Linked DNA regions of Homo sapiens: region 1 is linked to region 2. The links are chromatin loops, found by intact Hi-C in ENCODE. Cell type or tissue: PC-9. All regions are shown on one strand.

Region 1 (5,000 bases), 58 kb after region 2:
AAAAATATATATATATGTATATATATTTTTTGAGATGGAGTCTCACTGTCACCCAGGCTGGAGTACAGTGGCGCAATGTCAGCTCACTGCAACCTCCTCCCAGGTTGAAGCGATTCTCCTGCCTCAGCCTTCCGAGCAGCTTGGACTACAGGCACGCGCCTCCATGCCCAGCTAACTTTTGTATTTTTGATAGAGACAGGGTTTCACCATGTTGGCCAGGATGGTCTCGATCTCTTGACCTCGTTCTCTACCCACCTCAGCCTCCCAAAGTGCTGGGATTACAGGCATGAGCCACTGCACCCAGCCTATAGTTTTATAACTAGATGATAGTTTATTCCATAACTATAAACAACATTTTTAAAACTTCAGAAAAGTGGGAATAAATAATTTAGTTTTCCTTTTAAAATTAAAGCTTATTTTGAAAGTTATTTTGGTGCTTAAAAGAGAGAGAATATATATTTTGTAGCTCTATCCACTGGAAAAGATTAGAAACAATGATTATCTCAATAGCACTGACCAGCTCCAGTGCTCAGATTATATTCACCAAATCCCATTTCCCAGTTAAAATAAAACCAGGCTCCTGGGAGAAGGAGCTGATTCGATGTATGAAGTTAGCCTAGAATATATTGTTATACAAGAAAGCATGAAAGCTATTGAAGACCATTAGAGACCCAAGTCTATTGTTACGCACTCAGGTACTAGGGCTGCTAGGTCGGAAGGACTCAGCAGCCAAACTGAGTAAGACGGAAAAGATGAAATAATTAGATCATCAAGAATATATTATATTTATTAAAATCCTTAAGTTCACGCTGACACCAAGAAAACACAACAAAATAAACACAACACTGGTCTCCTTTGGAGGACAACAGGGAGCTGAGTCATTATTTTCAATATGTTAATAGAAAGAATCACGCATTTGTCCTGCCTGTGCTGTGTGCTGTTTGCCACTGGGCCACTAGTTGAGGAAAGTTTTTCTTTACAGAAGTATTTCAGCTAATAAATGAAGAAGAAATAGTCTTGTTTCCTGTCTTAGTTCATTTTGTGTTGCTGTAACAGCACACCACAAACTGGGTAATTTATAAAGGAAAGATATTTACTTGGCTCACAGTTAAGGAGGCTGGGAAGTCCAAGGGCATAGTGCCGACATCTGCTCAGCATCTGGTGCAGGCCTTCTTACTGCATCGTCCTATAGCAGAAAGGCAAGAGAGTACGCCTGTGTGTGCACAAGACGGCAGAATGGGGGATGGGGGGCAAACTCATACTTTAATCAGGAACCCACTCCCACAATAAGGGCATTAATACATTTATGAGGGCACAGCCCTCATAACCTAATCACCTCTTAAAGTTTCCACTTCTCAACACTGTTGCATTATGCATTAAGTTTGCAAAACATGAACTTTGGGGGACATATTCAAACCATGGCATTCCCTCTCCCCTAAATAAAATAAAGTAAAATAACATTGAACCTGAATTTGATCAAGCCTCTAGATCTAATTATTAATTTACCAGAAATACAATTCAGAAGAACATGTTAGATTGACACCATGAGGATATGATTAGCAAAATCCAGACTTAAAAAAAAAAAAAACTACAGGAACAATAACTTGGTTTCCTCCACGAATAATACAGGAGGCGTGGGCAGGGTGGAAATAGGGAAAGAGAAAGACTCCTAAAGATTAAAAGGCTATAAAAGACTAAAGGTGGCCAGATGCGGTGGCTCATGCCTATAATCCCAGCACTTCTGGAGGCCGAGGAGGGTGGATCACCTGAGGTCAGGAGTTCGAGACCAGCCTGACCAACATGGTGAAACCTCGTCTCTACTAAAAATACAAAATTAAGCGGGCGTGGTGGCGCACGCCTGTAATCCCAGCTACTTGGGAGGCTGAGGCAGGAGAATCGCTTGAAACCAGAAGGTGGAGGTTGCAGTGAGCCGAGATTGGCCATTGCACTCCAGCCTGGGCAGCAAGAGTGAGACTCCATCTCAAAAAAAAAAACAAACAAACAAACAAAAAAAAAAACACTAAAGGCTTGGCCAGGCGTGGTGGTTCACGCCTGTAATCCCAGCACTTTGGGAGGCCACGGTGTGGATTGCTTGAGCTCAGGAGTTCAAGGCCAGCCTGGGCAACATGGTGAAATCCCTGTCTCCACCAAAAATACAAAAAATTAGCCCGGCACAGGGGTATGCACCTGTCGTCCCAGCTACTTGGGAGGCTGAGTTGTGAGGATTGCTTGAGCCAGGGAGGCAGAGGCTGCAGTGAGCCTAGATTGCACTGCTGCACTCCAGCCTGGGTGACAGAGTGAGACCCCATCTCAAAAAAAAAAAAAAAAAAAAGATTAAAGGCTTTAAAAAAGAATAAAAGACATAAATTGACCAATAGCAAATGTATGGACCATGCATTGGATCCTGATTGGAATAAACTGTAGGGAAAAATTATTTGTAAGACATAATATTAGAAAATTATTGTTAACCCTTAAAAACATTTTTTAGGATTTTAAAAAATTTTCTGCTTTCTAGAGATAACACACAGAAATATTTACCAATGAAGTGATAGGCTATCTGGGCTCTGTTTCGAAATAGTCTTGGGCTTAGGGGTGGATGAGCAAGGAGTGGGTGGGGGATGGATGAATGGAGACGGGCCATGAGCTAGTAATTGCAGAACCTGGTGGTGGCTTAACCAGATTCATTATATTGTTCTCTCTACTTTTGTGTACATTGGAAATTTTCCAAAATGGTTTGTTTTTGAGATGGAATCTCACTCAGTCGCCTAGGCTAGAGTGCACTGGTGCAATCATAGCTCACTGTAGCTTCAAACTCCTGGGCCCAAGCAATCCCCCCACCTCAGCCTCCTGAGTAGCTGGGACTATAGGTGTGTGCCATCACGCCCTGCTAATTTTTCTAAATTTTTTGTAGAGACAAGGTTTCGAAATCCTGGCCTCAAGTGATCCTCTTGCCTTAGCCTCCCAAAGTGCCGGGATTACAGGCATGAGCCACCACACCTGGCCACAAAATAAAAGGTTTTAAATATTTCATTTTTATTCACCTGGCAGAATCCCAGGTAGAAGTTAGAGTGTTTGGTGGATGGTTGAGTGTCTGAGCAGGACCCCACAGCCAAGGGGGGTTAGAGGGAGGGGCCGGCAAGGGTAGGGAATAAGGCCTGATCAAGTGAGCTGCTGGAGGTGGATGTATGGGGTGTCTGCTTCCCCAGGTGGAGCTGGATAGATACTGGTGTGCTGAGAATGAGAAGGAGGATGAAGAAAGTTGCAAAACCCAGCAAAAAGTACCCAAAAGCAACCACTCACAGCAAAAATTGGGGGAATGAGTGATTTAACCCCGCAAGGCATACACTTTCTAGGACTTTACAAATAAGAACACCTTTAGTCCCTACAGCAACCCTCCCATGAGGTATGTGCTTGCTGTTCTTTGTCCCTATTTTACCTTTTTTTATTATACTTTAAGTTCTAGGATACATGTGCACAACGTGCAGGTTTGTTACATAGGTATACATGTGCCATATTGGTTTGCTGCACCCATCAACTTGTCATTTACATTAGGTATTTCTCCTAACACTATCCCTCCCCCAGCCCCCACTCCCCAACAGGCCCTGGTGTGTGATGTTCCTCTCCCTGTGTCCATGTGTTCTCATTGTTCAACTCCCACCTATGAGTGAGGACATGCAGTGTTTGGTTTCCTGTCCTTGTGATAGTTTGCTGAGAATGATGGTTTCCAGCTTCATCCATGTCCCTGCCAAAGGACATGAAATCATCGTTTTTTATAGCTGCATAGTATTCCATGGTGTATATGTGCCACATTTTCTTTATCCAGTCAATTATTGATGGACATTTGGGTCGGTTCCAAGTCTTTGCTATTGTGAATAGTGCCACAGTAAACATACATGTGCATATGTCTTTATAGTAGCATGATTTATAATCCTTTGAGTATATACCCAGTAATGGGATTGCTGGGTCAAATGGTATTTCTAGTTCTAGATCCTTGAGGAATTGCCATACTGTCTTCCACAATGGTTGAACTAATTTACACTCCCACCAACAATGTAAAAGTGTTCCTATTTCTCCACACCCTCTCCAGCACCTGTTGTTTCCTGACTTTAATGATCGCCATTCTAACTGGCATGAGAAATCTCATTGTGTTTTTGATTTGCATTTCTCTGATGACCAGTGATGATGAGTATTTTTTCATATGTCTGTTGGCTGCATAAATGTCTTCATTTGAGAAGTATCTGTTCATATCCTTTGCCCACTTTTTGATGGGGTCATTTGTTTTTTTCTTGTAAATTTGTTTAAGTTCTTTGTAGATTCTGGATATTAGTCCTTTGTCAGATGGATAGATTGCAAAAATTTTCTCCTATTCTGTAGGTTGCCTGTTCACTCTGATGATAGTATCTTTTGCTGTGCAGAAGCTCTTTAATTAGATCCCATTTGTCAATTTTGGCTTTTGTTGCCATTGCTTTTGGTGTTTTAGTCATGAAGTCTTTGCCCATGCCTATGTCCTGAATGGTATTGCCTAGGTTTTCTTCTAGGGTTTTTATGGTTTTAGGGCTTACATTTAAGTCTTTAATCCATCTTGAGTTAATTTTTGTGTAAGGTGTTAGGAAGGGATCCAGTTTTAGCTTTCTACATATGGCTAGCCAGTTTTCCCAGCACCATTTATTAAATAGGGAATCCTTTCCCCATTGCTTATTTTTGTCAGGTTTGTCAAAGATCAGATGGTTGTAGATGTGCAGTGTTATTTCTGAGGCCTCTATTCTGTTCCATTGGTCTATATCTCTGTTTTGGTACCAGTACCATGCTGTTTTGGTTACTGTAGCCTTGTAGTATATTTGAAGTCAGGTAGCATGATGCCTCCAGCTTTGTTCTTTTTGCTTAGGATTTTCTTGCCTATGCCGGCTCTTTTGGTTCCATATGAAATTTAAAGTAGTTTTTTCCAATTCTGTGAAGAAAGTCAGTGGTAGCTTGATGGGGATGGCATTGAATCTATAAAT
Region 2 (5,000 bases):
TCAAACCTTCTGATATTCTTTAGTCCCCATGGAAGACATTCTTGTTTCTCCTTTAAGACCATCTCTGGGGTCACCTTCGGTTGCCTTGGGGGTGTTTGAGCCTCTGCCGCAGGGACACTGATAAGGACATGAGTTGTGGTACGCCCCGTTTTGTGTAGCAGCTGTCAGTTTGTTTCTGGAATGAGACTGAGCTTCTAGAAGTCTGGGCATTTGGTTCTGGTTCACCTTTGAGCTGCTGGCACGGAGGAGCTTTGTAACACAAGCTTACTGAATTGATGTTTTAGTGAAAGGGAGAAAAGTCCTTTTCAGCTCCCTTTTTCCCACCATTCCCCGCTGTTCATCCGAATTACTCATCCACACATAGCCAGTAAAGGGCGCCGTAGACTGAACCTGTAGGAAACCAGACTCCAGGCAGCCCCAGAGCACACTCCCCAGAACCACTAAAATAAACACAAAATGCACTCTCGCCGGATTCTGAGAAGGAAAGGCCCTCCAAGGTCGTAGGGTCCAGTGGCTCTCAACCCTGGCTGCACATTTGAATCATCTGGGGAGCTTTTTAGAAATGGTCATGCCCAGCCTCCACCCACAAAGATTTTGATTCAACTGGTCTGGGGTGGGGCTCAGGCTTTGCTGGAATTTTCTAAAAGCTCCCCAGGGGCTTCTAATATGCAGCCAAGTTTGCAAACCACTGCTCTAGTTGAAAGCTCCTCACTGAATATCTGAATGAAAGGATTAAACAGATCCCTGCCTAGTGAGGTATTGGCCCCCCTCCCCCATAAGACCATGGGCTGGTGGTAGAGTTGCCAGCAGTTCTTTCCTGGATTCCCTATGCCCCTCCATCACCCAGTCACATCATCCAACAGACCTACCTCGGACCATCCCTCCTGCCCGACCAGAAGCAGACTCCGAACAGAATCTAATTTCAGATCGATCAGTGGGCAAACATAAAGGATGTGATAAGCTCCAAAGTAAGATTTCCTTGTTTCAGGCCATACGTTTGATTTTGAATGTTGTATTTTTGTATTAATTTGTTAGGGCTGCCATAACAAAGTACCGCATGCTAGGAGGCTTAAACAACAGAAAGAGTCATTGTCTCACAGCTCTGGAGGCTGGAAGTCTGAGATCAAGGTGTCGGCAGGGTTGGTTCCCTCTGAGGCTGTGCGGGAGGGATCTGCTCCAGGCCTCTCTCCTTGGCTTGTAGGGGGCTGCCTTCTCCCTGTGTATTCAAACAGTCTTCCCTCTGTGGATGTCTGTCTCTGTTCCTGCTTTTTATAAGGATAGCAGTCCAATTGGATTAGGGCTTACTGTAATGACCTCATTTAACTTGATTATCTCCTTATGTGGAGACAGGGTCTCCACATAGTACACATACATAGTACACCCTGTCTCCACATAAGGTCACCGTCTGAGATGTACTGGGGGTTAGGACTCCAACATAACTTTTTTTGTTGGGGGTGTATGAGGGGGATTCAATTCAACCCATAACAAATATCTTCCAAGCCGGCCACTTTGACTGCAGCCTTTAACGGGTAGCTGCATATTTTTTTTTCTTTACACCCACTCTCACCCTCAAATTGCTCAAAACACCGGAGCCCAGGGCTGGTTGCCTGTCAGCGTTCAGCACGAACCTGCCCACTGACTGGCGTCTGCTCCCTGGCTTCTGGGTACACTCAGAGGATGATTGTTTGCATTCAGGCTCCTCCAGAGATGAATATAATTCCCCTAATTTCCTCACAGTGGCAGCAGTGGCTGAAGGGAGAGGTGAACTGTGAGAGATGGGCCCCTCTTGCCTAAGATGAAGGCTGGGGTCAGGGGCAGTGTTAAACATCAGCTGGAGAGGATTGTGAAAACTCTTTGGACAAGAGGGGTTTGTTTTAAAGCGAGGCTACTTTGGAATGGACATCTCATTAGTGAACAGGTTGGGGAGTGGCAGGGTTATGGAGAGGAGGAGGCGTTCCATTCCCGTAGCTATTCTGTATCAACCGCTGGGGTCAGAGGCTCTCAGCTGGAGTCCACCCACAGACAGAATTCAGGGAAGCTCCAAAAACCTGAATGGAAAGAAATTACATTTTATTTTCACTAACTGAAAATTGGCATTTTCTTCAATTATGAATGTAGACTATAAACCACAGGGACATTAACAGTTCTCATGACTGTCACCAGTAGCAATTGCAAAGTGCATTTTTAAAAAATGTTTGTGGGTACATAGTACACCGATGTATTTATAGGTACATGAAAGCAAAGTTAATTTTTTACAGTGTGGTAGAGTCATTGTAAATGTCTTGATATACTGTTATCCTTAGCAATTCTTAATACTTCAGAATTAAGGTTGTTATGAGATTCGCTGCTAGGTCTTATTTAATATGTTAATTAAATATTACCATGGTGGAAAATATAAAATATTTTGATAACTGCATTTTACTGTAATTGGTTTCCTTTGCAATGCTGTGTATTTAATTTGTGCATTTAGCATCATTCTGTGGAGGCCTCTGTGGGCTTCCCTAGCCTACCAAGGAGTGGTCTGTGGCATTGAAGAGGATAGGGATCCTTGGTTTGCATTTATAGTAACTGTTTCCTGTTCCCAGTCAGTGAATAAATCCTGTAAGTGGAGATAACTCTAGATTACAGTCTTGACCATCGCTTGATTTATTAATAGTTAAATTTACAGCTCCTCTTTTTGGCTCCTTGAGGCTGCCGTGTGTGTGCACACATGTGCGCCTGTGTAGACTACGGCTTGCCTTCTTTTCAAAGACATCAGAGATTAGGTGATTAGGTAGAAGCTTTTGAACAAGCCCAGCCTTAAATCTGCCCTCCAGTCCTGTTAGATCCTTCTTGGGAAGCTGGTCCCTGTCCCTGGCCAGTCAGTCTCAAGTGAGTGGGGCTGAGAGGAGCTGCAGGCAAAATAAATACCCACTCCTTCCAGAGTTACTTGCCTTGAGACGTGACCTTCTGGGTCACTCTGGAAATGTGCAAAGTTCCAGTGCCCGAGTGGCGTGTGTTGGAGACGCTGAGGCTGGTTGGATGACAACACTAAAGCTGGGGTTGGAAGACCTGTTTGGGGCGGCCTGGAAAAACATGTATGGTGCCAGATCATGGGCCCTGGTTGATGTGAAAATAATCTGCTGTAGATCATTAGGTTTATGGAACTTGGTTTGTTTTTTGTTTTAATTCTTATTTTTAAATAATGATAGACTTAGGTTGCAAAAATAGGACATAAGATTCGGGAGAACTTCCTCCAGCTTCCCCAGTGGTGTCATCTTATGTAGCTGAAGTTCAATATCAAAACTAGAACATCAACACTGACACATTACTGTTAACTAGACTACAGACCTTCAGCCCTCACCATTCTTCATGTTTTGTGTGTGTGTGTAGTTTGTGTGGACAGGTCTATGCAGTTTTATCCCATGTATAAATTTGTGTAACTAACACCACAATCAGATACAGAGCTGTTTTATGGAACTTATTTTAAAACTTGATCGGGAGGCAAATGGCAGTGAGTTTGCATCAGTTCTGTTAAATTGTCCTTTAGCCTCAGGTCACAGTGGTGGTTGTAACATCTGCCTCCTGAGTCACCTGTCTGGTCAGCCTTGGGGCTGGAGGTAGAGATTTGACTGTAGGGCTGAGCCCCAGAGTATTTGGAGTCCAGTGCTAGGTGGGCTATTATTTACAGGGCTCAGCCTGGATCTGGAGCACTGCAGCAGGAGTCTTGGGTGCCAGTGGCCTCTTGCTTCACAGGCACAAGCACTCTGGGGCTAGACCTTGGGAGCAGAGTATGTTTCTCTGGGCTGGAGAGCAGGAATAATGTGAGTGAGGGGCAGGGCACAAGGGCACCAGCTGAGTCCTCAGGGGTTCAGAGAAGAGCTCCAGGCCTCATAGGCAATGAGGGGACAGGTCAGGAATAAATAGAGATGCCCTGACTAGACCTGGGTGGCGTGGTAAGGGTTGTAGGGTAAGGTCTTAGCCTGGTGGGCATGGGGGTACCCAGGAGCCCTGCCCTATCCTTCCCATGCACACTGGAACTGACTGTGCTGAGTACAGTCAGATCGGACATCACTGCTGGGCATGGCTTCCTACAGCCTATAATGTGAGATCCGATTACCACAGTAGATGGGAAGGCATTTGATACAAATCCCAGAGCACACTCAAAAACTAAGGTGGTGGTTTTGTCCCAAAGCTGGTCATGGGTTGATTGTCTCTTTAGCACCTCTCAGTTGACCAGGACATCTGATTAAGTGGAAAGCTACATTCTCCAACCACAAAAGATAATAATGTTCATACTGTGTCTGGGTTTTATGGTTTTAGATATCTGGCAATGCTGGTGCGTGTATTTTTTTCTTTTTTCAGACGGAGTCTTGCTCTGTCGCCCAGGCTGGAGTGCACTGACGTGATCTCGGCTCACTGCAAGCTCTGCCTCCTGGGTTCACGCCATTCTCCCGCCTCAGCCTCCCGAGTAGCTGGGACTACAGGCGCCGGCCACCACACCCGGCTAATTTTGGTGCATGTATTTCTATTTTTATTTTTCGTTTGCCATTTCTTCCAGTTTCCTTGGTTAAAGTTTTCAGCTAAGTACTTACCTTTATAGTCAGAGATAACGCCTACTCTACACCTGCAAGTATCATTCTCCCACCCTACCTTTTCTCCTGGCTGATTCCAGCAATGTGGGACTGGCTGGGGGGTAAGGGGCTAGCACATGGTACAAGACCAGCTCCCAAGAGCAAGTGTTGAGTGCAACCACTATGGAAAACAGTATAGAGGTTCTTCAAAAAACAAAAAATTAATTAAAAATTAAAGAATTATATGATTCAGCAATCTCATTACTGGGTATATATCCAAAAAAATTGTGAAATCACTGTCAAAGAGACGATCTGTACCCCCACATTCACTGCAGCACTATTCACAATAGCCAAGTTACAGAAACAACCTGAGTATCCGTCGACAGATGGATGGCTAAAGGAAATGTGGGCTCTGCACGCAATGGAATATCATTCAGCTTTTTAAAA

The links. A loop is a pair of places that touch in the nucleus more often than their neighbours do. Peaks named below come from ENCODE experiments on the same cell type or tissue, not always from the same donor. Only the 100,000 strongest peaks of a DNase experiment are listed, where the experiment ranks them.
Region 1: a loop joins it to region 2, with 3 times the contacts of the local background. A loop is called at or near these places in 4 of 110 quality-filtered maps.

The regions. Positions count from the first base shown.
Region 1 is chr2:85,220,358-85,225,357 of GRCh38, forward strand. All of the region lies in intron 3 of TCF7L1 (transcription factor 7 like 1), which reads left to right. Among named protein-coding and RNA genes, the nearest start is that of TCF7L1-IT1, 36 kb to the left of the region's middle. In PC-9, no CTCF peak of the experiment used is centred here; a DNase peak (open chromatin) is centred at 2,684.
Region 2 is chr2:85,162,576-85,167,575 of GRCh38, forward strand. The region is part of intron 3 of TCF7L1 (transcription factor 7 like 1); the gene reads left to right. Among named protein-coding and RNA genes, the nearest start is that of TCF7L1-IT1, 21 kb to the right of the region's middle. RefSeq lists an enhancer at 335-834. In PC-9, no CTCF peak of the experiment used is centred here; no DNase peak of the experiment used is centred here.